2 separate regions of the Homo sapiens genome follow, and region 2 is linked to region 1. Evidence: read pairs that join two places in POLR2A ChIA-PET (ENCODE). Cell type or tissue: A673. All regions are shown on one strand. Links, peaks and the distances in the headings refer to the core of each region. The heading gives the core; the rest is flanking DNA. Region 1 overlaps ZC3H18 (zinc finger CCCH-type containing 18). Region 2 overlaps ANKRD11 (ankyrin repeat domain containing 11).

Evidence for each region. Peaks named below come from ENCODE experiments on the same cell type or tissue, not always from the same donor. Only the 100,000 strongest peaks of a DNase experiment are listed, where the experiment ranks them.
Region 2: POLR2A ChIA-PET joins it to region 1 with 5 read pairs; 2 of 35 experiments call an interaction of 5 or more read pairs at or near these places.

Annotation. Positions count from the first base shown.
Region 1 is chr16:88,576,905-88,589,096 of GRCh38, reverse strand. It overlaps ZC3H18 (zinc finger CCCH-type containing 18), which reads right to left. Exons shown (of 18, transcript NM_144604.4): 2 at 11,371-11,987; 3 at 2,413-2,497. The coding sequence starts at 11,973. Among named protein-coding and RNA genes, the nearest start is that of ZC3H18, 13 kb to the right of the region's middle. In A673, for the core only: no CTCF peak of the experiment used is centred there; no DNase peak of the experiment used is centred there.
Region 2 is chr16:89,363,059-89,375,250 of GRCh38, reverse strand. The region is part of intron 2 of ANKRD11 (ankyrin repeat domain containing 11); the gene reads left to right. The region is part of intron 1 of LOC128462377; the gene reads left to right. Among named protein-coding and RNA genes, the nearest start is that of ANKRD11, 120 kb to the left of the region's middle. RefSeq lists a silencer at 1-20 and enhancers at 4,371-5,358, 5,359-6,346, 9,736-9,785, 11,268-11,407. In A673, for the core only: no CTCF peak of the experiment used is centred there; no DNase peak of the experiment used is centred there; H3K27ac peaks cover 773 bases.

The sequences.
Region 1 (12,192 bases), core at 4,924-7,423:
CTGCAGGTAGGCAGAAACATTTAAGTCCAAATTTCTCATAACAAAGCAGCAGCAGAAGACATGATCTAGAAAACGGTAAGAATCAGCCACTTCCTCTGTACCGTATCACCTCACTCTACAGAATAAAAACACTTCTGAAATGAGTTATTGATAACACCTGATTAAGCCGCAAAAATGCTGCCTTATCTAGCTTCTGACTTTTTTTTTTTCAAGAGACTGAGTCTCACTGTCGCCCAGGCTGGAGTACAGTGGCACGATCATGGCACAACTGCAGCCTCAACTTCCCAGGCTCAAGTGATCTGCCCCTGTCAGCCCCCACCCCCCACGTAGCTGGGACTACACATGCGTGCCACCAAACCCTGCTAAGTTTTCATTTTTTGTAGAGACAAGGTCTCACTATGTTGCCCAGGCTGGTCTCAAACTCCTTTCTTGACTGTAGAAACCCTTCCACATGGTCTCACTTGCTGAAACCCAAACTCAGTACTTAGTCTAACTTTGGGGGCACCACCTTCCAATTCTGACCAACCCACGTGATGTGCAAGGAGACAGGATCCTGTCTGTGTTCATCCAGGCATCTCCCAATGAAGGGAATGAAGAGTTCCAGTAACCATCTCTCTGTCTGTTTTGTGCTTCTGTTGTTAAATTCTGGAATTAGCTCAGCAGTGAGCCCTGGGCTCCTGGTCCAGAGTCTCCCTGCCCTGGTGGATGCTGCAGCCTCCTGCAGTTGGAACCATCAGGCCAACGCCGACTGGCCGGTCAAGCTTCCCAGTCACACTGCCACCCAGAGACCAGAGCACTGCACTGTGATGGGTGCTGATTCAAAATGACTGCAAATGTGTACACGTACATGTGTACAGATTGTTCTCCATCACTTTCATACAGAAATTTGAGACACTGATGTTGTTAATTCCCACACTATTATGGAAAAGAGGTCTTCTGCTTAAATTCCAATTTCTTTAAATACTGACACTGTGAATACCAAAGCTTTTCCAAAACGTACCGCACATTTCTCTGCATTCTTAGGTGTGTCTGTGACAATCTACGGCTCTAAGTCTGCTGCCCTCACAGGCTCTCCCCAGTAGGGGCCCCTCACATGCACGTGTGACTTGGGCACGTCAACTGTTTTTGCTTGGCAAAACCAAGCAAGCACACACCCACAGGAGCGAGCCTAACCCGGGGTTCCCATGAGCCCCACATCATCAGGTCATCTCTTGCACAGGGGCGTTCCCGGCTGCTCTAAGAGCACAGCCTGCCTCTGAATGATGGGACTCCGCCACACCCCAAGGGTGTGTCCTGCCTGTCCCCGATGCTCGACTGGCTCACGTGCCTCTAAGGAGGAGGTTCCGAACAGCTCTCTGCCCCTCAAAGACCCCCTTTCCTTCTGGCTTCACAGCTGTGTTCTGGATCCAGGAGAAGGAAGTCTGGCCTCTGGAGTAGGGGGACTTTAAGGTACTGAAGAGAGTGAATATAGCGTATTTTGTACCTTTAACCTGGCCTCTGAATGGTATGGAATTGGATATTGGTGGAAGAAGAGTGGATAATGGTGTCACAACATCTGGAAAAGAAGTACAGGAAGCTCTTGTGAGCTTTAGATGGCACACACAGGCTGGCAGTGACAGTCATCTATGGGCTTACAGCAAAATTAAGAGAAAAGAGAAAAACACCTTCCTACCTTTCCAAGGGGAACGCTGAATTACAAGAAATATGCCAAAACTACTGCTGCACATCAAAGATACCCTTACAAGTTGGAAATTCTCATTTCCATTTCCGAATCCCCCAAGACATTAAGCAGCGAAACAAAAAGCCCTAACATCATCAGGCTAGAGTTCTGCCACATTTTAAAATGGGTCAGCCCAGACTTTTCTGACACTTTCTTACACTGTCCCCTGCTGCAGCTCCTGAACTCACACCATTCCTTCTACAGGAGAGAGCCCTGCTGCCTTCAGCGGCCATCTCTGGCCATTTCGAAATCCATTCCACACGAACAAACGCTTCGGACACATCTTGCAGGAAAAGCGGCCATCTCTACAGAGGTGGGGAAAATGCTAATTCTGGTGTCTAGAACATTCGGCCTTATGAAAAGGACCACTTTGAAAAATGACTGATGCCATCTGCATTATAGTTATGGGTCTGCTGCGATCGGAAGGGCCTGGGACCACCAGTGTGAGAATGAGAATGACCAGGCTGCTCCCACCAAGGCAGTCATTAAAGTGATAAAAGCACCAATAAAAGGGCCTATTGTTTACCATCAATATTGCCACCACCACCACCACCACCACCACCACCACCTAGCCAGTAATGCCCAGAGAACTGCCTTGAGCAGAGCAGGGCCTGGCAAGGTGAGCCAGCACCACAGCCCCAGAAGGTGGGGCCCCAGCTGGCTGCGAGAAGGCCTCACACGCAGACAATTACCTTTCATGAAGAACCGGCAGGTGGGACGAGGCCTCACCTTCCTGTCACTGGGGTCCTTCACTTCACCTTCTTCCAGGTCATCATCCTGAAACAGAGAACACCGTCTTAGCGTGGGGGAGGCATCTATCAATCAGCACTGCTTTCTCCAAACCAGAAGGGGCAGGAAGCTGCGTGTGGAACCTGGATATTGTCACAGGAATTGAATTCACGTCAATTTTCCAAATCTTAGGTCCCAGATCTACATAGCAGGGATGATCAGAGCGTGCCCGGCAGCTCTAAGCATCCCGCCACAGCACCAGGGAGAAGCACTGTGCAGCACACAGGGCAATTTACAGAGTGGGCTTTCGTGACATTTCTCTTAACTATCAACTCTGGGCAGGAAATAGTAACACTTCGGGGTTTTAAAACTTTTAACATTTAAATAAAATATGGAGAACAAAATATTTTATGTCCCTTAAACACAAACATCCTCTAATTTACAATTCTTGGGGAGGGGAGGAGTTGGGTGCCTCAGGGCAGTGATGCCAGCAGTTGGGAGTGGCCCGCCTTGAGGCTCATCCTCAACCAGCTCCTCACCCTGACTGTCAAGTCTTAGAACAACCCAGGAGCTCTAAGCTGGGCCTCACCCACAGGGACTCGGGTGCACAGCCAAACCTGACCCTTGCTTGGTGCTCTCCCCAAGCCACCCACTGTCCCAGGGCCTGTTCCCACGGACGTGCAGCTGAGACCCCTCCTTACACCACCCCAGCCCACGTGGGCACCAGCTGCCCACCTGACATCCCTGACACAGGACCATCCAAGATGGAAGTACTCGTCAGCCTGATCCCGGCCTCTTCCAGCCAGCCCTAGCGTAACCAATCTCACCGGTCCCATGTGGCCCCTCTTGATCCCCCTCCCCATCTCCTGCAATCTGCACCACTGCCCATCACACCCAGCCTGGTAAAACCACTTTCTAACTGACCTCTCTCATTCCCTCCTCAACTCCTCCAGTCTCGCTTCACAGTGTGAAGCGCCCTTTTCCAGTTCCAGGCCTGACCGCGTTCTTCCCTCTCCTCTTCCTGATTATTCAACTTACTTTCAGATGGAAGCTTGAGTCCCCTTCCTTGGGGTGGCCTTCCCTGAGCTCCCCCTACGACAGGTCCTTGCAGCCCCAAGCCCTGCAGGTGTTGCAGCCACACCTGAGCACCCTTGTGTTGACGACACCACCACCTGCCTGGCTGAACCCTGTGCCCCACCAGGGCAGGCCCACGTCTGCCAGGGCAGGCCCATCGCCAAGTTGCTGGGCCCAGGCAGCATCTGGCTCACAGTAAACAGTCCGTAATTATCTGTTGAATGAAAAAATGCTGAAACCAAACCCTGGATTTACGACAACCTAAACTTTCACAGCTTAAATATTTGCATCATTTTTTGCCTCAAAGATATCTGGTTATTAAAAAGTATTTTATAAGGAAAAGAACAGATTCCTGAGAGTTATATCCCTTAAGTAATCCAGCAGAATCACTTTTTAAAGAAATGATCAAACATAACAAATTAAAAAAAGAAATGATCAGAGAAGGCATGTTTAATTTATGCCAAGTGACAGGATGTCTCTCTTCTCTGGTCTTTTAGTTTGTGTCTTCTTTTTACTACTATTCTTACAGTAATGAGCACCACACTAAAATCTCAACGTGGTATTCTATGTAAGCTCAAATCTAAGTGGAGAACACATTCTTTGTTCCCATGAGAAAAACAAAACTCATTTGGAAAGTTCGAATCCATTCCAATCTTCCTGCCTTACTTGGAAGTGAGCGTGTAGGAGATGAGGTGGTGAGAAGGGTTTTTCCCGCATCAGGATGAATAGGAAACAAACTAGATCAGATGTAGCATTGTTTCTGCAAAGATGTAACCACCAACATTCACAGAAGCAAAAAAGGAGAACAATGTAACCACCTTAAGATTGGAGGGAGGACCCTGTAGCTACTAAAGGTGATCGGTAAACAGACCAGAGTTGCATACTGAAGGTGCGAGACATCATTTCAACCCAAAGAACACAGACTAGCACCTACACACTGACCCCAGTCACCCAGCCTCTACACCCGCAAGGACCAGGGGCTGTACATATTGGTGTGCTGGGCTTATGGCCCCTTTCAGTTAAAAAATCAAACAAACAAAAATAATCCACCAATCACTCAGCAATATAATATTGTGAATTTTCAACTAACCACCATTTAGCACAATGGTCTTTTAAATAATGGATGATTACCATGCTTTTTTTTTTTTTTTGGAGACAGAGTCCTGCTCTGTCGCCCAGGCTGGAGTGCAGTGGCACGATCTCGGTTCACTGCAACCTCTGCCTCCCGGGTTCAAGCAATTCTCTTGCCTCAGCCTCCTGAGTAGCTGGGATTACAGGTGCCCGACATCACGCCTGGCTAATTTTGTTATTTTTAGTAGAGACGGGGTTTTGCCATGTTGGCCAGGCTGGTCTTGAACTCCTGACCTCAGGTGATCTGCCCGCCTTGGCCTCCCAAAGTGCTAGGATTACAGGTGTGAGCCACCACGCCCAGCCTCCGTGCCCAATTTTTATTCTTACTTTATATGTGTAAATAACAAAATATTTAACCTCCCAAAATAAATAAACAAATCACTAAATAATGGATAATTAAAACAAGTTCTTAAATTTTAGAATATCATGCAAAGACAACTCAAGACAGGGACCCAGAGCTGAAGTCATCTGAGATTGTCACACTAAGTGTCTGCCACGCAGGAACTCCGGGTCTCCTGGTTTCCCTCACGCCGATGGCCTTCTGCTCATGTGACCCGAGCCACAGAGAGTAGGAAGCAGAGGACAAGGAGGGGCCTGAGTGGACCAGCTAGCTACAAATTGGCCTAAAAACGGATGGTGCCCGTGGGGCTCTCAACACACACCACCTGGGACAGGCCAAGTTGACGTGGACACTGAGGGTGAGTGTGAGGAGACACACAGGCCTCAGTGCACCCATCTGAAGCCGGGTCTCCACGCTGGCACACTCCTGCTGGTGCTTTCTCACCACAGGGGAAATACACACGTGGATAAAGGACACCAGGCTGAGGGCATCATCTACTCCAATTTTAAGAGCCTTTATAAAATTCACATGCAGTGGGGGAAAAGGCCCAGGTTCAAATCCTGGGTCCAGGCTGTCATGACTGTGAGTGTGGACAGGTCACCTGATCTGCAAAAGTCACCTGATCTGCAAAGCTCGCCTTCCCCTTTGCACCACGGGGCAAGTGCCCCAGAGCAGGGTGATGTGGGCTGAAGGAAAATGCTGCACCGTGCTTAAAACATGAGCAGCAAGTGCTCAGCAAGCGCGCCTGAGTCCTCCATTTCAAAGGAAACGCCTCACTGGTAACGTGCTAAACAGGACTAACTCAGAGCAATGACACAGGGGATTTTCGCTTTCTTCTTTGTGCAGCCTTTTCTTTTCCTTTCTTAAATAGAAAGAACACTGTGAACATGTATTACTTACACAACAAGAAAAAAGTTATTTCACACTGGAGCTTCTGTACAAAGGCAGATGCAGATAAGGAAAGGGGGCCACTGCGTGGAGCTGCTGTGCCAGAGGAAGCCGAGCAGCCGGGCCCCGGGCCCAACCTGGCACGGCCACTCAGGCCAACCACAACCTCCTGAATCCTGGGCATCTTGTCTGCAGGATGTGGGTGAAAATACGGGTCTATCATTCCTTAACTGAAACCTGTGGGGCCAGGTGTCTTGAGAATTCAGAAATATTCTGGCTTCAGAAAGGTGACAACACAGGGTCTAAAACGGTAGCCTGCGAGGTACACAGCAATCCTGTGCAGAGGTCTCGGGGACCCTCCCACAAGAGGGGAGGCAGGAGGCTATGAGCAGCCTCACGCCAGCTTGGGCCAGGTCTGCCACCAGGTGAGGAAAAGGTTTCAGTTCTCAGAGCTTCTGAGGCCTCAGAGCTGTAAGGACGGTGGCCTGCGCTTTTTCATGTGGCTATGTGGAACACTAACCACGCTAAGGGGCACAGAAGGTCTCTGAGCCTACTACTGATGCTACGGGGCCCTTTTTCCAAGTGTGGTACAGGCCGCTGCTTCCTGGGCTTTGGCAATAGAATGGGCGCACTTGGCACCTTATCAGTGACACGGAAGAGAACCCCACTTGAAGTGGAAACCCACAGCCATGAGGCTCGCTGAAGAATCTTCTGCAGAAGAGCTCATGGATCCAGACATAAAAGGCGGGTGGATCACGAGGTCAGGAGGTCAAGACCAGCCTGGCCAAGATGGTGAAACCCATTTCTACTAAAAATACAAAAATCAGCTGGCCGTGGTGGCGGATGCCTGTAATCCCAGCTAATCGGGAGGCTAAGGCAGGAGAATCGCTTGAACCCGGGAGGCAGAGGTTGCAGTGAGCCAAGATCGCACCACTGCACTCTGGCCTGGGCAACAGAGCAAGACTCCATCTCAAAAAAAAAAAAAAAAAAAAAAAGAAAAGAAAAAGGAAAGGTGGATTTAAACAGGAGAAAATATTAAAGACCATGTGCAAAGAAAATGTTCCAAAAGGTGGACTGAGAGCTACCAATTATGACAGGAGTCATGTGGCCCACCCACTCAGGACAGGGCCCACTGCGCTGCTGGCTGACTAGGAGGCCACCCTACAAATGTAGGAGGTCCTCAATAAGAGGAGAATGGAACAAAATGGGAACCCTATCCTTTCCAAGGGCCAGTGTGCTCCAGGTGACGGAAGGCCTGCTAATCAAATGTCAAGTCAGATATAAACACGGAACATGGAGTGAGCAAAAGAGCGGGCAGACAGACCCAGGCCAGGCCTCTCAACTGTAACGGCAAATCAGAGCCTCGCCAGGCTGGAAGGAGCTTGTCATCTCCCAGCAGGAAAGGTGGTTCTGGGGAGAGACTAGACGTGCAGGAGAAAGGAGAGGCTGCCACATGGCATGAGTGGGTCAGGGTGGGCTCCACGCACTCTTTGGACGGCAGGAGCATAAAAACAAGGCCTGCTGCACCCAGCTCTCTTCCATGCCGCTTCCTGAACAGGTAAGAGACCGGTGACTGAAGGTCAGCTGGTGTCAGGGACGCCCTCACCCACACCACAAATGAGCCAGGTGCTGCAAACTGCTGGTCCCAGCCCTGTACGGAAACTTTCCACCCCACCACGCAGGCCAGCGGCACTTCCAGAAGATACTTGCATCAGGGGGTGTTCTGGCAGCATACCAAACACAGATTCAAGGCCTTAGGCACAAGCTATGTGGTTTAAACAATTTCAAGGGCTTATTGTACAAATTGATGTCCCGATCAAGGAAAGTGTACCCCATAATCAGTTCACCTGTCCCAGTGACCCAAAATCTAAAAGGGACATGTGCCCTGAGAGAAGAGAAAGCGCTTCTGAAAAAGAATGATAAATCAGGCCAGGGACAGTGGCTTGGCACTTTGGGAGGCCCAGGTAGGAGGATCACTTGAGGCCAAGAGTTCAAGACCAGCCTGGGCAACATAGTGAGACCCCATCTGTTTTTTAAATTAAAAGCAACAAAAATTAAAAATCAAAACTAAGAAAAAGAGAAAAGAATGCCAAATCAAACGGCTCTCTAGACTTTGCCATTCAATCCTTCCAGGTATCCAGTAGACCAGGGTGCCAAGGGGTAGGCCACGAGGCTGCAGGCATGCAGGGAAAGCCTCTAGGCGAATCAGTCCCTCTCCTGACTGGGCCGGTAAGACCCTGCTGGGACCTGGAATGCTATGAGGCCTCAGAAACATCCATTTGCGAAGGTACAGGCCAAAGAGAGTAATTCTTCCACAGAGAAACATCTGGGTAGTAGACGTGACACCAGGGCTCTACTTGAAAGCAACGAGAAAAATGTCTTCTAGAACGGACACTTTGCACCACACGCAGAGGCTGCTTTCCAGGGACTGAAAGGAAAGGGGACCGGGCGAAAGGCCTGGTGGGAAGCTGACTGCTCACGGACCCGGCGCACCCCAGGGCTCCCAGTCCATCAGAGAAACCCAGCTAGAGACAGGGAGCAGGGCGCGGGGCAGGAATGCAGCAGGGCCTCTGAGAAAGAGGCAGGCACAGGAGGTGGGCTTGGTGGAGATACGGCAGAGATGCAAGAGTGGACGACAGGCTTGGAACTGGGCCTGAGAGGAGGAAAAAGCTGGAAGCAGCCGGAGCGGCAGCTCTTCATGCACAGGATGGCGTGGCGCGTACCTCTGCTGGGTCCTTCCCACAAGGGTGGAGGGCTGATGCTGCTCACGTGAACTCCCTTCCATCTGTGACTGGCTCTTGAGCGTGGACCTTCCACTCACTGCCACTTCACATTACAAAGGTTCTCACCTTCAATGTGCCCCGGGCAAGTAGGATTCCTCTACTGACTGGCTGCCCACTATGTGCCAGGCCCCAGGGAGATAGGGGAACCAGCCAGGTAGCCCCCAGTCTTAGGAAACATGTTCTTGGGAATAGGGGAAGCAGCAGGCAGAGACATATACATATACACACACACACACACACACACACACACACACACACACACACACACACACACAGATGAACCTGTGTCACGACAGAGAGGCAGAGGCAACAGAGAAACAGCCTACGCAAATGCTGAGGTTGACACATAAAGGATGGAGGAGCCTGAAACGCTGCTGGGCGTGGGAACAAGAGGAGACCACGGGGGCTCCTGGGGCAAGCAACCCAGGGGCCTGAAGTCAAATGTGCTCTTGTAGAGGCTGAACCCACCATTCACAGCACTGCCCACCTTGGTTAAAGGCCTGCTGCCCCCACAGCAGGAGCGGGCTCTGCTCCGCCCTGCCCAGTCACACTCAGCATGTGGCACAGCAAGGTCCACCTGTGCTGGTGTCCAGGAGCACAGACCTATGGGGGATGTGGGGCGCTGGAGGCAGTCTGTGCGGTGGAAGAAACCTGCCTCCCCGTTTGCCAAGGGAGCTGTGCTGGGGTTTCCACAGCAGCACTCCGTTTTCAACTGTGGGTCCCCTCACAAGACGGTGCCAGGCAGGGCAGGCAAGGTCTAGGTAGGCAAAAATGGCAAATGGGGTTTTTCTTCCATGTGCTGTGTCTAGGGGAAACCAGCATGTCCAGGCCCTTGGCAGCCAGGGCCATTCTCCAGAGCAGCTGGACCCATCTACCGCACCGCCCGCGCCCATGGTGCGGCACTGAGAACTCACAGTATGCTCCACAGACATGGCCTTTCAGGACCACTATGGGGACCCTTGATCCGTCTGATGAATCTCCCCCAAGACTTGAGGGTCTGCAGCCAGTCCTCTTAAGAGGAACTAGAGCACGCCAGAGCCCTGGGTGCAGGACCTGCTGCACTCCCAGTGGTGGTGCAGACAGGGCTGTTACCCCCAGGACACAAAAACTCAGTCTCATGGGCATCCTCAACCCAACCAGCTCCCCCAGCTGATGAACCTGAATCTCACCGTCTCTCCTTTCCCTCTGCCAGCCCTGGGGTAGGTCTCCTCTTGCAAAAAGCACTAGCTGAGGAGACCACTTCCTACACTTCGCTGCGGAAAGATGAAACATCTAAAATTCTCAGCTTGCAGGTGCACACACGTCCCGTAAAGTCACATGAGCAATACTTCAAACCCTATAAATTACTGAGCAGTGCCACAGAGAGCAGCGATGGCCGGAAAGTCATATCCAAACGTGCATTGAGAGCACGCACGCCAGCATGCTACTGGAGAAGCATGGCACCCGCCGGGCGTGGTGCCTCACGCCTGTGATCCCAGCACTGTGGGAGGCTGAGACGGCCGGATCACCTGAGGTCAGGAGTTTGAAACAAGCCTGGCCAACAGGGCGACACCTCATCTCTACGAAAAATACAAAAATTAGCCAGTGGTGGCGGGCGCCTGTAATCCCAGCTACTCAGGAGGCTGAGGCAGGATAATTGCCTGAACCTGGGGGTAGAGGCTGTAGTGAGCTGAGATGGCGCCACTGCACTCCAGCCTGGGTTACAGGGTAGACTCTCTCTCTCAAAAAAAAGGAGCATGGCATTCAAGGCAAACCGGCGGTTACACATCTAACTGGCAGCCTTTACCTGCCTCAACCCAGAGCATGACATCAGAGAGATACTCTCGGCAGACACTCTTCACCGCAATGACTCCCCATAAGCACAATCCCCTTCCCCAGGATCTTTCAAAAAAAAAACAACAAAAACCCAGTTCAGTTCAACTGCTCTGTCCCTTGCTCACCTCCTTTGAGTTCAATAGCTCCGGCAAGTATCACTCAGGAGGACTTTGGGGTGTTTCTCCCGAAACACTCATAGTTTTTCCAACGGCATCAACTGCTAAGAAAACCCCACCTACCCATACCTAGGATCATAGATAGTACTACCTTCCCCTCAACCTGAAGGCCACATTAATTTAATGTACAAAAAAGTGTGCTGGCTTTGTCAGAAGTTGAGGTGCCCACCACAGTCTTTTCAGGGATATGTCCAAAGAGGCCTGGCCCAGCTGGTGCCCTCTCCAGAGGTCAGGCTCTAGGACCAGCATAAAAATGCCTAAAACATCCAAAACCAGATGGAAAATTTCCTCATTCTTTTCAGTCCAAAAACCTGACAAGAGTGGAAACCCACGTGGTTTCTGGTTGAGTGTTAACTTGAGTATCACTTGAAGACGGCAAAGACAAGGACAGACATTAACCCTTCATTCCTAGAACCTAAAAACACTGGGCGCTGGACCTTTCACTACAACCCAAACAATCCCACCAGCTGGCCGGCCGAGGGCCACGGAAACCCTGCTGGCAGCTTCTGGAGCTGCCTCTGCTCATTCTCGATTTCTGGCTCTTTCTCTCCAATCACTATGGGACTGAACCCAAAACAAGCCTCTCATTCTCCTGCACCATCCCTAGTAACAAATCACTAAGTCAGTCCCACACAGAGTCCCTCCTTTCCAGCACCAGTCTATGTCAGGCTGCTGGGCAGGATGCCCCGCGACGCTCTGCTCCATCATACTCACGTCTATTTCCCCATCATCGATTTCTCCATCATCGTCCTCTTTCTTTTTCTCCTTGGCAGCCTCCAGGGATTCCTTTTCTCCCACACTCTGAACACCAGCCTTCCCCTCCTCCCTGGGAGTGCCTTCGCCTTTCTCCTCATCATCCTCAGCCCCCGCTTTCTCAGCCTCGTCCTCCTGGACGGCGGGAGCTGGCTCCTCAGGAACCTCCTCATCGTAGTCTAGCTCATGCTCATCCAGCTCCCTGGTGACTGAGGAGGCCTCATCCCTAAGGTCGCTTGTCCGGTCTTCCTCCCCTTCGTCCCCCTCCTCCTCGCAGGGGGAGCTGGTCGGGCCCCGGCTCAGCTCATTCACCTCTGAGTCCTGGTCTTGGGATTTAGGCTCACTTGCCCGGTCCTCCTCGTCGGAGTGATTATCTTCCTCCTCCTGGCTCGGCCCCCTGGCTGCACTTTCCTCATCCTCCAGATCAGAAGCCCTCACCCCCGCCCCGTCCAAATCCTGATCGGACCCGCTGTCCCTCAGAATGTCATCGTCCGAGAGTCCCTGTGGCTGCTCTTCATCCTCTGGAGAGTGAGGATCCCGTTCAGGGCTCTCGGCCACATCCATCGGTACCCACGGTTCTGCAAAAGAGAGAATACAGATTGACAGCCTTTAGCAAAATGGAAAACAAACCTTGTCCCTACTTTCCTGGCCTGAAGCAGCAGGACTTCCATCCTGCTTGGTCCCACACGGCCCTGCCCCAAATCCCACACTCCACTCTGCAGAGAAAGACAGGCCATAACTCCACTCCACAAGGCTAGACTGCTCAGCTAAGCTGGGTGTTAA
Region 2 (12,192 bases), core at 4,836-7,335, 790 kb before region 1:
TCACGCGGAGACGATTAGTGTCACACGGTGTTTTAAGCGGATACCGACACACTTGAGCTCACCGCGGTAGCACAGGCTGTGGCTGTGAGATCATTACAGCGTGCAGTGTGGTATGTCCCGCACTGAGTTGTATACACTTCTGCTTGAGCCTGCGACGTTACGTTTGTTTACGTTTCCCTCTGCTGAACGATGCCATGTACAGTCTGTAAGTATTTATAAGCGTTTAATTTTTTATAATCTGTGTATAGTTTATGGTAGGAAATGATAGACTAATATCTACATATATTTTGTACATTCATGACATACTTTTTCTGACTTTTTTCGGTATTCCTGGGCTGTATGGTTTGTAATTCTTTCCAAATGGTCACAAATCTCTAATAAGTTTTTCAGTGTATTTGTTGAAAACAAATCGATGGGTGACTTGCCGTGTGCAGCCAAGCCGTGGTGTTCGGGGTCAGCTCTGTGCACACGTGTGTGTCCACGTTCATCATGGAGTTCTTCAGCTGGCATGTTTTAGTTCCTGTTTTTTTCTGGTCCTTACCTGAGCAGAGTTGAAGTGCTTTTCCCGATGCTCTCTGGAGGAGCTTTTCTCCTCTGATCGTAGCACGCGGGAGATGGCCCGAGCAGCTGTTCCCACAGCTCTCCTGAGGTTGCTCTGTAGATGGCGCATCCTGGAAGCATAGGACAGAGTGTAGCTCACACACACAGCGGCCGGCAGAGGCCATCGGCTCTGAATTCTCTCACAGAGCAGGGCTTGACAGGCTTTTTCTGTACTGGGCCGATTAGTGGTATTTTAGGCTTTTCTGGATGTACAGTTCCTGTTGTATCGTTCAGCTCTGCCCATGTAGAACAGAAGTAGTCATAGATTTTATGTAAACAGGTGAGTGTGATTATTATTATTATTATTTTTTTTACAAAAACACATGGTGAGCCATAACTCGCTGACCTCGGCTCTCTAGTAATATTTTTTAAGTGAAGAGAATTACTAGGTTCAATAAGCATAAAATCTCATTGATTTCTATGAAAATACTGTAAATCTTTGAAGTCTGATATTAATGTTTTTAAAAAGAATTGCCGTGAATAAAGGATCTCTTTAAGGGATGTCATGGGGAGAGGGGAGGGTGAAGAAAATCACCAGTAAAACTATTGATCATTTTTGTCTCGGGTTAACACCCCTCTCTGCGGGCCTCACACTTGCGTGTTGTCTCCACTCTGGCTTTGCAGAAGTGCGGAGCTCCTGTCCTGCAGGTATTGTGGTCGTCAGACCCTTCTGGAGATGTCGAGTGGGCCAGGGCCCCAGCCCGCTTGGTGGTCACTCCTGATGACCCTGTCCCGTGTGGACCGCCTGCCAAGACTCAGGCCCCACCTCTGTGTCAAGTGCAATTAATAGCAGCTCTAACTAAAAGTAAGAATAAGGTTCTACCAATCTTGTAACCCTACACAGGCGTCTGTCAGGTGTCCCTGGGTGCTGGGTTCTTGGGGGATCCCAGGTAGGTGTGGGAGGGGTGTCGTGTGCATGCCTCCCGCGTGGGGTTGTGTCTGCAGCGTTTCTGCAGGTCTTCCTTATGCATCAGCGAGAGTTACATGATGTTTTCATTTCGTGAAGTAAAGCAGCTCGTGGGAATGTGAACTTCCGACGTCAGCCTCAGTCACATGCCGATGTTTTCTCTCGAATCGCTGGTGTCTGGTACTGCTATGAGCCATATTTAGCCTCCCCTTGCAGCCGTCCACTCAGCAGAACTGGGCTTTTCCTGTGACTCAGGCCGTGCACGGCTCGAAGGAGCAGCTGGGTGGACGGCGGTGCTGGCGTGGCTGGAGAGGGTGGCCTGGCTCCCTGTTGGGGTTGCCCCCGGTGGAAGGCGTGTGTTTTGGAATTGAGCTTCCTGCGCATCTGTATCACTGTGTGGGTTATTCTAGCCAGGGGTCCGGTGTTGCTGTGTTGGATGCTGCCGCTTACCACAGCCTTACCACTTATCTGGGGATAATTTTGGAAATAGGTGTTTTTGTTCAAGTTCAGCTATTAAATTGCTTCACAATCTTGGGTAAACGTCTTAGTTTTCCAGTTGCATTGGATGATCTGTGAAGGCCTTTTCCATTGCTTCTGTCATTCCCACAGGGCATCCCTCAGAAGGGCTTTATTTGAACCCCGGTGATATGCAGCGGGAGAAGAGTTCTTTATGACAGCGACAATGGGGACAGAGGAACGGTGACTGGAAGATTCTTTCCTTGCAGTGAACGCACGTACTGTGGGTGCTGTGCCTTCCTCGGGGTGTATGTAGGTAGGCAGGCACACACCAGTCAGCTTGCATTCTGTGGGTGATACTCTCTGAGGTGGACTGGGTCACCCGGGAGCTTCCGGGGTCCGTAAACGGGGACCACTGATGAACGGGTGGTGCAGGAGCTGTAGGAAGTAACTTTCAGTGAGTCCCTGCCACAGGGTGGCTTTCTGACTCTCAACATTTGTTTAACTTTGCGTGGGGAATATCTTCAGTCACAAAATCTGAGAGAACAGTGTCCTGGGTCCCCGGGCTCAGCGTTTACTAGCATTTGACCAGCTCGGGTTGATCCATCTCCTCCTTGCACTTGTTCATGTTTTCAAAAAAATTTTTTTCTTTCTTTAAACATTTTTTAATTTCAGTATTTTAATTTTTAGTATTAATATCTTAATGTTAGTATTTTAGTAAATCTCCAACATCATCTTGTTTTATCAGCTCATGTTTCAGTGGCGTCTCTGTCAGCTGGAAACCTTCCCAAGCCTTGGCCTTCGCTCTTCTCACAGTGACTCAGTGGGCAGCTGGTGCCCTGAGCCGCCTCTCACTCCGCCTGCCACTGCCTTGTCGACCCCGTCCGTGCTGTGAGGGGCAGCATGGGGCTCCGTGACTCGGGCTCTCCACACCGGCGGCAGGCCCTGCAGTGGTGGCCGCATCCGTCGCTGGGCGCTGCCGCCGCCTCCGCCTGCCCCAGAGCCCCTCTTAATCTCAGTGAGAGGCTCGGGCTGCAGGAGGACGTGTGGCTCTTTCCCCAGCTCTGAGTGTCAGGATCCATCTTGCCGTGCGCTGCCGCTGCTTTTCCTCCTGGGAGTGGGCGCCGGTCCTTCTTCCCAGGCCAGGTTGTAAAGTTGCCCGTGTGTGCATGCGAGGGCCGGGTGCCCGCCGTGGTGGTCCTTGTGGTTCCTCAGTCCACCTGGGGACCCACTGGTTTCAGTGTGAGTGCTCAGTCCTGGCTTCACCATGTTCTTGGCCCGTGACAAACCGGTCCCATCTTTAGAGCCTCTGTGGGTTCTTTCTTCCAGCTGATTTCTATGGAGCAGCCTCCTGTTCTGTAACAGGCCAGTCAGTAGAGTTCCTCTTGATGCCAGTGGAGTCACACGGTCACCAGGTCTACCTCCCTTTCCTCCTGTGGAAGAGCTCGGTTTGCTCAGGAACATGATGGACATTGCTGGCCTGGGCAGAGGGCGTGGCCTTGATGGAGACCACCTCTCCTCTCCGTCATCCTGAGGGGGTGCAGGAGGGAGTCCGCATCGCCCTCCACACCCGAGACCACCTCTCATATCCATCTAGTCATCCTGAGGGGGTGCAGGGGGGAGTCTGCATCGCCCTCCACACCCCTCCTTGGGTGTCGTCATGTGGGCAGGGAGTGCACAGCACCCTTGAATGTGGGGAGCGGCGCCTGCCTGGACCTTCCTGCAGCATGGCGGAATCTGAGCTGGTCCTTGAGAGAACTCATCTGTGGGTGGTGCACAGACTACAGACCACATAGCCTGGGCACCAGAGAGAAGCTGCTGGCGTCAGCGGCCCCTTCTGTGGCTCTGGCCTCCATGCACCGAGCAGCTGGACACCTGTCTGTGCAGGGAATGACTTGATTTAAATGACATAAAACGACACCAAATGGTAGAATGGACACTGGCGGTGCTTGTCTGTCATCTCTTTCTTATTCTTTATTTGTTTCTGTTCTGTGAGAATTGCCTAGTGGTGTCATGCTGAACCTGCCTCTCTGTGTAGGTGGCCTTTCTTCAGTGAGTATTTGCGAAAGTGTTGGGAGGTAGTGAGAGTCGTTGCATCTTTTTCTGGCACTTCCTTGGTGGGACCAGCCACTTACGTGCACCCTGAAAGTCAAGACGCTCGTCCCGTCTTCCCCCTCGGCGGTTTTCAGTAAGCGAGCGCGCAGTTGAACGTTTCTCACCTGAACAAGTCCCCTTCGTCATGAGACGGGGCAGCTATAACATTGCCAAACACATTTTTCTCAACTAGGAGAGCTCAAGCAAGGGACGGAGCCCTAGGGTTGTCTCGTGGTGTCCGCAGGGCTTGGTTCTTGGGCGTCTCGTGGCGCCTGCAGGGTTCTGTTCTTGGGTGTGTTGAGTGCCGTGGGGTGAATGGAGGCTTGGCCTTTTGAGAGGCTGCTGTACTGAGCACTCAGGAGCCGGCCTGGGGGTCGTCTGGGGCTGACATCAGCAGGGAGGTTGCTGCCATCTTCGGCTGCCTCTGACCAGCATCATGGAAACCTTTCCCAGCACAGCAGTCACCGTGATGAAAGCTCCCTTCTGCTCTCGGGTCCTGCCGTGGAGGAACAAGGCCAGGTGGGTGCAGGTCAGGGGAGGATGCTGAGCTCACCTGGGCGTCCTAGGCTTCAGTCGGTCATTTGTCAAATGTGTGCGGTGACGCTGAGCTGCCTGGAAGGCCCTGTGGTCGCTGCTGGGCTGTTTCCATCAGCAGGAGGTGTGCTCCAGCCTCTGGTCTTCTCTTTGCTTGGTTGGGGGAATTTGCCTCAAGGCCCTGGGTGTCATCTTGCAGGAGCCATTTGCCATCTTTGCCCTGGATAACGGCAGGAGGGCTCAGGATCCTGTAGGATCCTAACTGGGCCCAGGGTGTGGCTGGGGCAGGTACCGGGCACGCCTGTCTCCCCTTCTGGACTGCACTGTGGCTCACAGCTCCTTCCAGAAACATCTTCTCATCCTCAGAGCTGCCACATAGTTGGGCACAGGCCCACACTAAAGTGCAGGCTGGCCACCCCTGGACATGGGCTCCCCTCGCCTGAGTCCTGAGAAGAAGCAGCTCCACCCCAGCTCCAGGGCAGGGAGGGGCGTGGGGAAGAATGCAAAGAGCATTTTACTGAGTCTGATCCTTTTCCAGTTGAACAGCAGTGTGTCTTCTTCCTGCCATGCCTGAGATTCTTCCTCAGTGAGAGCTCTGAAGCCAGAAGGTTTGCGTTCTCGTTACTGGATGGTCTTGGCCTGGCTCTTCCTGAAGGGGCCAGGCCCCCAGCCTCTCTGAGCTTCCATCCTGCAGCTGGGGTTTGAGGTGGGCTGGGCCCCCCGTGTTTGGTTTTTGTTTGTTTTCTTCTGAGATAACCATAGATGACATGAGATGTAAGAAAGAACAGGGAGCAGTCCCTTGTACACATTGCCAAGCTTCCCCAGTGGTGGCATTTTGCACACTGAACAGTATCACCCCTAGGGTGTATATCGGCATTGATGAAACCCTCTGGTCTTAGACAGCTGTTTCACCCTTACTTGGAAAGGGTATTGAGTTCTGTACAGTTGATCACAGATGCAGATGCCTGTGTCCCACAGTCGGGACCTTAAAACCCTTGCGTCACCACAAGGACCCCCCTGGTTGTCCTTCTGTGACCGCACCCCCTCCCTTTCCAGGATCCTCTTTCCACCCTGGCAACCACTAGTCTTGTTTTCTGTCTGTGGATTTATCTGCCTATTCCAGACGTTCATGTGAAGGACAATCTGTGGGCCTTTGTGTCTGATACGGCAGAGCTTTGTGCTGTTGCGGCGCACCCATGCTGCGGCAGAGCTTGGTGCCGTGGAGGCGCACCCTTGCTGCAGCAGGCATCAGAGCACAGCCCTCCCTGTGGCAGGGTCATGCGGGTCATGCACCCATCAGCTGATGGACACCTGAATGGTCTCTGTTTGGCCCTTTGCAGCGCTGCTGTGAACACAGACCTGCGAGTGTCGTGGAGACGTGTGGGCATTTCTCGGGCGTACCTAGGTGTAGGTCGCTGCACTGCCTTTTGTTTGGAGACCAGCCCTTTGAAGATTATTGTTTCATATTCTCTCTTGGGAAAACTTCTTGGGTTTGGGGTGCTTATGCTGTGATCTGGTGTGGTTGGTCCTTTCTAGGGTAGATTGTCAGGCCAGAGCTTGGTAGTGATGTGATCATTGTAGGGCAGCTGTGGGCTTGCTGTGGAGGAATGGGTGCCAGTGGGGGGTCTCTCAGTCTGCTGCTTACATCTTGGTTGACTCCCAAGTCTCTATGCAACCCTTGTTCCCTCCAGGCGAGCACGAAGACCTTCTCTTAGAGTCCCACTGCCTCTTTGTTCTGTGTGCCCATTTTTTAAATTTTTGGAAACAGAGTCTTTCTCCTCCCCTAGATTTGAGTGCAGTGGCTTGGTCAGGACTCACTGTGGCGTCAACCTCCTGGCTCAAGCGATCCCGCCTGCCTCTGGAGTAGCTGAAACCACAGGCGTGCACCACCACACCTGACTAATTTTTGTATTTTTTTAGAAACTGGTCTCACTGTGTTGCCTAGGCTGGTCTTGAGCTCCTGGGCTGAAGCAATTATAGCACTTCAGCCTCCCAAAATGTTGGGATTACAGATGTGAGCCATGGCACCCAGCCCTTTTTTTTTTTTTTTTAAGAGCTGCGTGTTTTTATTGCTGTCTTTTCCCTTAGAGCAAGAAATTAAATTGAGAGCAAGAGAAAATGCTGCACAAAAGAAGCTCTGGGCTGGGCGCGGTGGCTCATGCCTGTAATCCCAGCACTTCGGAGGCCGAGGCAGGTGGATCACGAGGTCAGGAGTTCGAGACCAGCCTGGCCAAGATGGTGAAACCCCATCTCTACTAAAAAAAAAAAAAAAAAAAAAAAAAAAAAAACACAAAAATTAGCCAGGCACGGCAGCAGGCACCTGTAATCCCAGCTATTCAGGAGGCTATGGCAGGAGAATCGCTTGTAACCTGGGAGGCGGAGGTTGCAGTGAGCCGAGATTGTGCCACTGCAGTCTGGCCTGGGCAACAGAGCAAGAATCTGTATCAAAAAAAAAAAGCTCGAAAACATGTTAAGAGTGGACAGAGTATGTTGGAATTGTTGGAATCTGGTTTGATGTAGGACTTATTTTTTAAACCAATGAGTAGCGTAGTGAGCACTGTGAACAGGACTAGAAATCAGATAAACAGGGTTTTCAGATAAACGGAGCACAGCAGTTGGTTGCAAGGACAATTTCTTTTTTTGTTTTTTGTTTTGAGAGAGTGAGTCTTGTTCTGTCACCCACACTGGAGTGCAGTGGTGCAGTCATGGCTCACTGCAGACTTGACCTCCTGGGCTCAAGTGATCCTCCCACCTCAGCCTCTGGAGTAGCCGGTACCACAAGCACACCACCGTGCCTGACTGATTTTTGTTTTTTGTAGAGACAGGGTTTCGCCATGTTGCCCAGGCTCCCCACCTGCTTTTGAACAAGTCATAGTTTGCAAGAGGCAGCAGCAGGTGGACATGCAGCCGCTGGGGGTAGTCAGGATGGGATGCGTGGAGCTGTACTCACCAATCTGCAAAAAACCTGCAGCTGTTGCTGCTTGGAGCCTTTGGGAGCTTTCCTGGTCAAGGGAGGTTTTGTGCCATGGAGGATTTATAGAGGCCCCCAAGCAATGTGGACTTGTCAGGCTGAGGAGGGACGGGTCAGGAACAGGGTAGAGGGGAGCAGGCGGCAGGGACTGGTGTGTGCCGTGGCCTAAGAGGGAGCGTGGGTGACCATGGCAGCTGTACACTCCGGGTTGTTTGAGAGCGTCGCTCCCCTGAGACTCCCGGTCGTTTGAGAGCGTCTCTCCCCTGAGTTGCCGGCTAAGGTTGCGTTGAGCATCCCCGGCCTTTCCCCAGTGGAAGCAGTGGTGGGAGGTCTGCCGCTCTGGGCGCCGCCACTGTGCTCAGGAGGAGGGGCTCCCGGTACTGCTGGGCCAGCACTGGCCCCTGCGGCAGGAGTCTGGAGCGGCGCTCTACCCACCCCTGAGAGAACGCTGAACTCCCACGTGGAGTGGACTGTTGTGTTTCGATGGGAAACACGAAGGGGGATGTATGGACTGTCCCCCTGAGGTGCCTGCTCTTCCTCACCGATGGGTGCGGGGTGGAGAGTTGAGGTAGTGAGTATCCGGTGAGTCTCGGGGTGGCATCTTGGAGTCTGTCATAGAGGAGAGGTCGTCCTAGCAGAAGGAGCCGTGGCTGGGCATCCAGCCTGCACACTGGCAAAGCTCCAGGCCAGGGGCTGGCAAACCACAATCAGCGGACCTAATCCAGCCTGTGGGTCTGTCTTTGTACAACCAGATTGCGAAGGATGGTCTTCACATTCTTAAAGGGTCGTTCACAGCAGCAACAGGATGATGTGACAGAGGCCGTGAGTGGCTTGCAAAGCCCAAAGTGTGTGTCATCTGGACCCTTCCAGAAAGCCTTTGCTGACCCCTGCCCTGGGTGCCCCCGGAAGTGGGACTTGGTGTACCCATAGCACACATTCAAGAGAGCTGCTTTGTTAGGGCCAAGTCATGGATGGTGTCCAGTTGACTGTGCCGCACCTCTGTCTAGACATGTCTCAGCACCCTCATGACAGATACAGGAAACAGCTCGGGTTAGCCAAGGCAAGATGGCAGCCTTTTCAACAAGAGTCTGCTGATTTCAGCGAGTGGAAACCAGCTGATCGTGAAAACTGGGTTTCTCACAGCGAGACACCATCTCACACCAGTCAGCATGGCTGTTACGAAAAGGTTAAAAAATAACAGATGCTGGCGAGTCTGTGGATTAAAGGGAGCACTTATACACTGTTGGCAGGAGTGTAAATTAGTTCAACCCTGTGGAAAGCAGTATGGCGATTCCTCTAAGAGCTAAAACCAGAACTACCATTTGACCCAGCAGTCTCATTACTGGGTATATACCCAGAGGAATAGAAACCATTCTACCATAAAGACACATGCGGGCGAATGTCCATTGCAGCACCATTCACAGAAGAAGACATGGAATCCACATGAGCATCTATCAGTGACGGATTGGATAAAGAAAATGTGGTGCATATACACCGTGGAATACTGTGCAGCCATGAAAAAGAATGAGATCATGTCTTTTTTTTTTTTTTTTTTTTTTGAGATGGAGTCTCACTTTGTCACCCAGGCTAGAGTGCAGTGGCGCCATTTTAGCTCACTGCAACCTCCACCTTCCAGGTTCAAGTGATCAGATCATGTCTTTTGTGGAACATGGATAGAGCCTGGAGGCCCTTATCCTTAACAAACCAATGCAGGGACAGAAAACCAAATACTGCGTGTTGTCACTTATGAATGGGAACGAAATGATGAGAACACGTGGACACAGAGAGGGACCAGCAGACACTGGGGTCTGCTTGAGGGTTGGGGGTGGAGGAGGGAGAGGAACAGAAAAAATAACTGTTGGGTACTGGGCTTAACACCTGGGTGATGAAATAGTCTGTTCAACAAACCCTGATGACACAAGTTTACCTACGTAACAAACCTGCAACCCGAACCTAAAACAAAGTTAAAAAAAACGTTGGGTTTCTGCGGAGAGACCACCTTCCACAGACACTGCCCAGGAAGAATTGCGGTAAAAGGCCCCCTACTTGGCTTACTGCTCTTCCCTTTCTTGAGTGAACATACCTCTTTTTCAATTATTAAGGCATACACAAGACATAAGAGCTTGGAAATATTTTGAAAGCGAGTTTCAGAAAATCCTGGAGCCATTTCTTGGGCAGAGTGTCTCAGCAGCACGGTAAGGCTGCACCCTGTGGGACCAAGCACAGGCCTCTCATCTGGGAGGCTCCCCTGCACCCTGGTTGGGCTCAGTGGCTCTCACTCTTGTGTGGCCAAGGATGTCTGTGTTCTGTGCTTTGCAGCCAGTGATTTGGCCTCATGCTCTTTAAGGTGAGAGCTCTGCCTCTGCTGATGGAAACGTCAGGAGGTGATGACACAAGGGTTTAGACTACGTGATAAGATGGCCTGGGATTGAAAGAATCTGAGGTTTTCTACAAAAACCAGCTCTGGAACTTCCCCTTCTGACCAGCCAACAAGATAGTCATCACTGGACAGGATTGTTGAAAGAATTGAGTTAATCATCTAGTAAAAAGGAAAGCAAACATGGTCTGTCATAAGGGAAGGAGAGTCTTGTCACTTTTGAGGCCATTTTATTAAATCTTGATTATTTTGGCTTCCAGACTTGTTACCTATAAAACAGAATTCATAGCATCCTCCAGAAAGCTTGGGAAGCGTCTTAGAATGTGATTTCCATGCCAAAATTTGAAAATTAACATAGTGTTGTTCATTTGGCTTTGTAAGAAATGATCTCACAGGTATTCAGCATTCGATGAGGCTTTTCCCTGGGCCATCTGCGTGCCAGGCTGTTGGAACATCTGCAGTGGGATCAGGTTGGCCGTGGTGCTGAGCAAGCTTCCACTTGGAGCCGAGATGAGATTGTGTGATTCTGAGTAGTGTTTACAGTCTGACAGGGAACAGTGTGAGATAGGGCAAGCTTGTCCAGCCCGCGGCCCATGGCAGCTTTGAATGTGGCCCAACACAAATTTGTAAACGTTATGAGATTTTTTTCTAAGCTTATCAGCTGTTGTTAGCATTGGTGTATTTTATGTGTGGCCCAAGCCAGTTCTTCTTCCAGTGTGGCCCAGGGAGGTCAAAAGATTGGACACCTCTGCTTTAGGGTCTGACTGCTGTGCTCAGCGCTGTTTTGAGGGCGAATAGGTTAAGAAAAATACATGGAAAGGCTCTGCTCTGGAGTTAAATCTGTGTTTAAGTAGCATCTCAAACAACTTTCCATATTTCAGCTTGTTCTTACCGTGAGTAGGATGTGTTTCAGTTACCTATTGCGGTGTAAGACAATACATGGTGTCTTAAGAAAATAATGATTTATGAGTTCTCTTAATTCTTGTGTTGCCTGGTGGTTTTCTGCTGGTCATACCTGGGATCACTCATGAAGCTGCATTAGGCTGATGGGGGCTGAATCCATTTCATACTTCAGTCTGTGTGGGCCCCCACATGTTGCCTGAGGGCACAGGTGGAAGTGGCAGGGTCCTCGTGGGCCCAGCAAGTCTGGGGTACACCCAGGCTCCAGGGCTGGAAAGAAAGGCTCCATGTCTTTTTTTTCTTCCTTTTCTTTTGCCTTCCATTGAGTGTGTGTGTGTGTGTGTTTTAAATCAGCGTGTCACTTGGTCGGCTGGGCAGGAATGCAGTGGCATGGCACAATGATAGCTCACCACACCCTCCAACTCCCGGGCTCAAGCTGTCCTCCTGCTCAGGCTCCTGAGTTGCTGGGACTGCAGGCATGTATGCCATCATACCTGGGTAATTTTTTTTTTCTTTTTTGTAGAGACAGGGTTTTGCCACGATGGCCAGGCTGGTCTCGAACTTTTTGCCTCAGTCAGTCCTCCTTGCCGCAGCCTCCTGAAGTGCTGTGCTCCAGGCATGAGTCACCGCATAGGGCTAGCACTCCACTTCCTGACTGGAACCTGCAGGCCCGTGTTCTTCCAGTCTACCACAGAGAGTGTGTTTGTTTCACAGGGGCCTGGGCCACATACACGGGAAGCAGCGTGTGGTGCTTGGTGGACATAAAGTGAGTGAGGCTTGGCACACAGAGTGCGTTTGAATTTGACAGAATGCAAAGAAAGTTTTGGTGGTTTCTCCTAGATTCTGGACTCAGAATTGTGAACTATGTAAGGTTTTTTTTCCCCCTTGAGAGATTTCAAAACTTTGCAAGACTGAATCTTTTTTTTTTTTAATTTTATTATTATTATACTTTTAGGGTACATGTGCACAACGTGCAGGTTTGTTACATATGTATACATGTGCCATGTTGGTGTGCTGCACCCATTAACTCGTCATTTAGCATTAGGTATATCTCCTAATGCAGACTGAATCTTACTCCTTGGCTGGCATTTAAGCATAAATAACAAATTCGCATGCACCGTCAAATACAGGGTGAATTTAGAGACTGCTTCAGAAGGCAGAGTATAGGAAAAAATTTTAAATGAAAACTTACCTATTTCTGATCAGAATTCTTTTATCTGGAAACATCGTATATTTTTTTTAACAGGGATAGGCGTGTTCCCAGCTGTTTGAAATGCTTGTGCCCTGGTGCCGTAAAGAAATAGCACTTGAACGTAAATTTAATTTCCTCAGCAAGGCCATTTTTTATACCTT